Regions from separate parts of the Homo sapiens genome. Here region 2 is linked to region 1. A link is an interaction called in ENCODE POLR2A ChIA-PET data of the cell type or tissue named here. Cell type or tissue: A673. All regions are shown on one strand. Each heading gives the region's core, and the rest is flanking DNA. Links, peaks and the distances in the headings are about the cores only. Region 1 has its middle 11 kb from the start of PGD. Region 2 overlaps PEX14 (peroxisomal biogenesis factor 14).

Evidence for each region. ChIA-PET counts read pairs that join two places held together with the same protein. Peaks named below come from ENCODE experiments on the same cell type or tissue, not always from the same donor. Only the 100,000 strongest peaks of a DNase experiment are listed, where the experiment ranks them.
Region 2: POLR2A ChIA-PET joins it to region 1 with 11 read pairs; 9 of 35 experiments call an interaction of 5 or more read pairs at or near these places.

What each region holds. Positions count from the first base shown.
Region 1 is chr1:10,386,655-10,389,560 of GRCh38, reverse strand. No RefSeq gene overlaps it. Among named protein-coding and RNA genes, the nearest start is that of PGD, 11 kb to the left of the region's middle. RefSeq lists an enhancer at 1,125-1,304. In A673, for the core only: no CTCF peak of the experiment used is centred there; DNase peaks (open chromatin) are centred at 1,330 and 1,590; H3K4me3 peaks cover 461 bases; H3K27ac peaks cover 2,500 bases.
Region 2 is chr1:10,489,397-10,492,302 of GRCh38, reverse strand. All of the region lies in intron 1 of PEX14 (peroxisomal biogenesis factor 14), which reads right to left. Among named protein-coding and RNA genes, the nearest start is that of PEX14, 16 kb to the right of the region's middle. In A673, for the core only: no CTCF peak of the experiment used is centred there; no DNase peak of the experiment used is centred there.

The sequences.
Region 1 (2,906 bases), core at 101-2,600:
TCCACAGCACTGTCCTTGTCCTTTTGTCTGTGGTTAAGGCCTTCCTCCAGAGTCCGCCAGAAAGTAGTCAGGGTCTGTGGGCTTTTACTGAAGGCCCTGACCACAGGGCATGCTGCAATAATAGATCCTGTGCTGGGTGCTGCCTCTGCTGGCATTTCTCTTTCACAGGCTGGATTTGGGACCTCAGCCTTACAGGAAATAAGGAGACTGAGGATCAGAAAATGTGGAGAGAAGCCTCAATAGAAAGGACACACAGGCTCACACCTGTAACTCCAGCACTTTGTGAGGCCGAGGCGGGTGGATCACCTGAGGTCAAGAGTTTGAGACCACCAACATGGCAAAACCCCGTCTCTACTAAAAATACAAAAAATTAGCCAGGCGTGTTGGTGGGCGCCTGTAATCCCAGCTACTCGGGAGGCTGAGGCAGGAGAATCACTTGAACCCAGGAGGCAGAGGTTGCAGTGAGCCGAGATCACGCAACTACACTCCAGCCTGGACCACAAGAGTGAAACTCGTCTCAAAAAAAACCCCCCCAAAATTAGCTGGGCGTGGTGGTGCATCCTGTAGTCCCAGCTACTTAGGAGGCTGAGGCCTAAGAATTGCTTGAACCCAGTGGTAAGGGTGGGGGACAGAGGTTGCAGTGAGCCAAGATCATGCCATTGCACTCCAGCCTGGGCAACAGAATGATGCTCTGTCTCAAAAAAAGGACAAAAGGACTGAGAGCCTCCTCAAACTCCTGCCTTGCTCCAGAGGCTCACAGCAGTCCTCAGGCTGCTTGACGACAGGGATGCCACTGCCTGCCTGTCCTGCTTCCTTCCCAGGGTGGGCACAGCAAAATGAGCTAATGTCCATGAAAGTTCCTTTTAAACTTAAGACTGCTCCACAATTTTCATATTTATTAATATTCTCTAACGTGACAAACTCAGCTCAGGGAAGTTGAACTTCCCAGCTAGTTAGTGGCGGAGGTGAACTTTAACCCAAGTCTACTTACTAGGGCCAAGCCCAGCATTCTTTCCCAATAGGGTTAGCAGGACATAATCATGTATACTCACAGTGACTGTGTTCCCAATGAACCTGGGTATGTCTGCATTTTAGAGATGTTTCATTGACTTTCAACGGAAAGCTGGATTTTGGAGAACAAACAGTACTTGCAGAAATTTCACAAGTAGAACTTCACACAATGGCTCCCTTAAAAGAACCTTGGTGACAGGCATCCTTTTCAACTTTGTTGCAGCTGCTTCCTCTTTCTATGGGGCTCAGTTACAAGGAAAGCCTACCATCAGACTTTCTTGCAGGAACAAATTGATTGCTTTAGTCTGAGATTTAGCAAGGGAGAAATTATGCTGAGTCAATGTGAATAATTTAACCAAGTTACTACTGAAGAGATTTTATGCAAACATATTGCATAAAATCAATATGTATCTAATCATATAGTCATGTTTTCCCTTCTAATAATGTTACATGCTACACAAACTTTCCATTTCCATGTTAAGGTTCTAATCAGCAGTAAAAAATACTGCTTCTCAGAATTGCTGGAAAACTACAGTAAGCTGGCTTGGGAGAGCAGGACTGGAACAAAGGCAAGTCTCCCCCTGGGGATGAACAGAATCAAGCCAGGGCGCGCTAGAGCTGTGTCAGGCTGACTTAGCTTTTTAGTTGTTAGAAACTCAAGTGCTTGGCTTAAAATGCTTAAGAAAGTCAACCCACATTATTATCCACCAGAAAAACTTTCTGGCTTGCCCTAACTCCCCAAATCCCAAATCAAAGCATGAGCACAAGTTCTACAAGAACAGCCCTCTATGCAAACCTCCCAGGGTGGAATCCTAGTTTGATTTACGTAAGAGGGTGTGTAAAGCAACATACCAGTAAGGGCAGATTTGAAAATCCCAGCTCTGACACTCACTCAACTAAATAATTCTCGTAGCTGAACTCAAACTGAACTCAAATGACCTGAATATATTTTAGGTGGAAAGAGTACTTTTTTTTTTTTTGAGACGTGGTCTTGCCCTGTTGCCTGGGCTAGGCTGGAACTCCTGGGCTCAGAGGAGCTTGCATGAAATGATGCCTTTCATTTACAGGCACATGCCACTATGCCCAGCTCCTTTTTTTTTTTTTTTTTTTTTTTGAGACAGGGTCTTGCTTTGTTACCCAGGCGCCAGTGGCACCATCATAGCTCACTGCAGTCTCAAACTCCTGGGCTCAAGGGATCCTCCCATCTCAGCTTCCTGAGTAGCTGAGGCTACAGGTGTGTACCACCATGCCCAGTTAATTGTTTTTATTTTTTGTAGAAATGGGGGCTCACTAAGTTGCCCAGGCTGGTTTTGAGCTCTGGCTTCAAGTGATCCTCCTGCCACGGCCTCTCAAAGTGCTGGGATTACAGGTGTAAGCCACCATGCCTGCTCCCCCCGCCTTTTTTTTTTTTTTTTTTTTTTTTTAAAGAAACAGGTTCTTGCTTTGTTGCCCATGCTGGCCTTGAACTGCTGGACTCAAGCAATCATTCCACGTTAGCTTCCAGAGTAGCAGAAGGAGCAATTCTGAAAAAGCCCAGAGGCTATATATTCTCACCCCAGAGGAGTATGCTTGTGATGTGCTCAGAATAGCTAAAATGGTCTGTGCAGGGACAAGAGTTCCTAAGGGAAAGTGGAATATCTCCCCATCCAACCGCAAGTGGAATAACAAGAAGAACCAGATAGAAAAGCAGCGCACGAGCCCGGGCCAGGCGCAGTGGCCCACACCTGTAATCCCAGCACTTTGGGAGGCCGAGGTGGGCAGATCACAAGGTCAGGAGATCAAGACCATCCTGGCTAACACGGTGAAACCCTGTCTCTACTAAGAAATACAAAAAATTAGCCAGGCGTGGTGGCGGGCGCCTGTAGTCCCAGCTACTCAGGAAGCTGAGGCAGGAG
Region 2 (2,906 bases), core at 298-2,797, 100 kb before region 1:
CTTTCTTCCTAAAATAAAACTAATCACTATGAATTGTTTCCACCAAGGAACTGCTCTTAAAATTAGTTCATCCCTTGAATAGCTAGTATTTACCAGAGGGAAAAACTTCAAACAGTACACAGTGCCAAATAAGTCTCTTTCATCATAAACCCTTTAGTACCTTTTAAATTATAAGCCATGTAAATGAATTGTTTTAGAAAATTCAATATTAAAAGTAAAAAAGAAAGCTTCCCTCTCATTCCAACCCTAGGGGACCCACACTGACGCTGGTTCCTTATATATTCTGCCAAGGATATTCAAAGCATATAAGAAGCATGGCCGGCCGGGTGCAGTGGCTCATGCCTGTAATCCCAGCACTTCAGGAGGCCAAGGTGAGCGAATCACTTGAGGCCGGGAGTTAGAGATGAGCCTGGCCAACATGGCGAAACCCCGTCTCTACAAAAAAAATGCAAAAATAAGCTGGGTGTGGTGGTGCATGCCTGTAGTCCCAGCTACTCGGGAGGCAGAGGCACAATAATCGCTTGAACCCGGGAGGCGGAGGTTACAGTGAGCTGAGATCATGCCACTGCACTCCAATCTAGGTGACAGAGTGAGACTCTGTCTCCAAAAAAAAAAAAAAAAAAAAAAAGGAGCATGGCCAAGTGTGGCTTACACCTTAAACCCAGCACAGCACTCTGGGAGGGTACAATGGGAGGATCCCTTAAGGCCAGGAGTTTGAGACCAGCCTGGGCAACACAGCGAGACCCCATCTCTACAAAAAATTTAAAAATTAGCCGGGTGTGGTGGTGCATCCTATAGTCCCAGCTACTCAGGAGGCTCGCTTGATCCCAGGAGGCAGAGATTGCAGTGAGCTATGATGGTGCCATTGTATTCCAGCTTGGTCAACAGAGCAAGACTCTGTCTCAAAAAGAAAAAAAGGGTGCATGTGTATGCATATTCCTACCATGGAATTTGAAACAGCAACACTCCAAATTCCTCAAGTCATGGCTTCCCAGAGCCACAGTCCCAGTATGAAGCTGGGAATACAAATGTGAGCCACCACACCTGGCCTTTTTTTTATTTTTTTAATCATGGCCTACCCTGTGAACATTTTTTTAAAATCTTCCACCATGCTAGCTGTTTAAACAATCGAAGCAGGCCGGGCACAGTAGCTCACGCCTGTAATCCCAGCATTTTGGGAGGTCGAGGCAGGCAGATCACCTGGTCAGGAGTTCAAGACCAGCCTGGCCAACATAGCAAAACCTCATCTCCAACTGATCCTGGAAATCTTCACAGAGTAGTCCATGATTAAAAAAAAAAAAAAAACAAGGCCGGGCATGGTGGTTCACACCAGCACTTTGGGAGGCCGATGTGGGAGGATCGCTTGGGCCCAGGAGTTCGAGACCAGCCTGAGCAACATGGTAAAACCCTGTCTCTACTAAAAAATACAAAAATTTGCCACGCATGGTGGCACATGCCTGTAAGTCCCAACTACCCAGGAGGTTGAAGTGGGAGGATCAACTGAGCCCAGGAGGTTGAGGCTGTGGTGAGCTGTGATCACATCACTGCACTCCAGCCTGGGTAACAGAGTAAGACTGTCTCAGAAAAAAAAAAAAAAAAAAAGGCTTAGAAACCACCCACAGGCATCTATTGTAACGATGTAAGAAAAGGACCTAAGGCAATCCATGCCCAGGATCCTTAGAGGCCTGAATGGGGAGAGCAGGAAGAGAAGAAAGCAAAAGCAGAAAACTGCTTTAAAAAAACAAGTCAGGCAAAGACTACGGCGGCAGAGAGAGAAATGCTTTTCTTTTGGTAGAGACAAAGGTGCTCTCACTCCTGCTGCCAAGGCGCTGACCTTCCCCAACTGGAAGGCGTTCCCAGATCCTGACCTGCTGTCCAACAAAGAACAACCTCACAAGCAGCTCACAGATTTGAGCAACTGGCGAAAGCTCCAGGTCTAGGAGAACCCATCCTGCATCTGCCCAGTAACTGCGACTTCAGATAGGAGAACCCATCCTGCATCTGCCCGGTGACTGTGACTCCAGATAGGTCCTAAGCCAGTCTGTGTAGTTCTCTGCTGGGAAGAATAAGATTCGATCCCACCAATATCCTTTGAGATGCAGTGGCATGACAGAAAGTACACAAGCTTTGGCATTAAGAACTCAGTGATTTGGGGGCACGCTGCTCAACCTCTCTGAGCCTCAGTTTCCTCATCTATGGGAATAACGGGAATAATACCACCACCTCACATTTGGGATTAGAGGAGATGATAAGTTATTTCATGTCACTCCTCTGCTCAAAGTCAACCAATGCACTTCCACTTCGGGTCATGATGGAGTGATAGGGAACAGATTTGCCCTCCCACTGTAAACAACTAGAAAACTAAGCCAAATAAATAAAACCACTGTGTGTACACATTGGACAGCAGGCAGTGCAGGACTACGATCCCTGAAAGCAGAGAAACAAATTACTTGGGCCCTAAAATCACTCTGGCTTCCTGCCAGGAGACACATTTCAGGCCCTGGAGAGAGACGGGGATCCCCAGCAGAGCACGCCACCCACTTAAGTTGAAGAGACAGAGATCAGAGTTCAGGGAGGCCAAGGCAGCTGAAAGCTGCAGGACAGACTTCAGAAAGAAAGAGCTATGCAGAAAAAGTGGTCCAGAAATCTGTCTGGAGGTTCCCTCAGGTCTCTGCTGAATACTAAAATTTGTGCATGCATAGGGTGAAACTCCACAGTGAAGAAGAAGCTAGGAGCTGACATTTCTTAGAACTCTCAGGGGAATCATGAGTCCCAAGCAGCCAGACTGGAGTGTCCTCACAGGGCATTCAGGAGAGACCAGAGGTCAAATGATCCCTAGATTAAAGATTATCCAGATCCACTCTAACAAAGCTAAAAAACAGGACTCAAAATGATAACAGTAAACC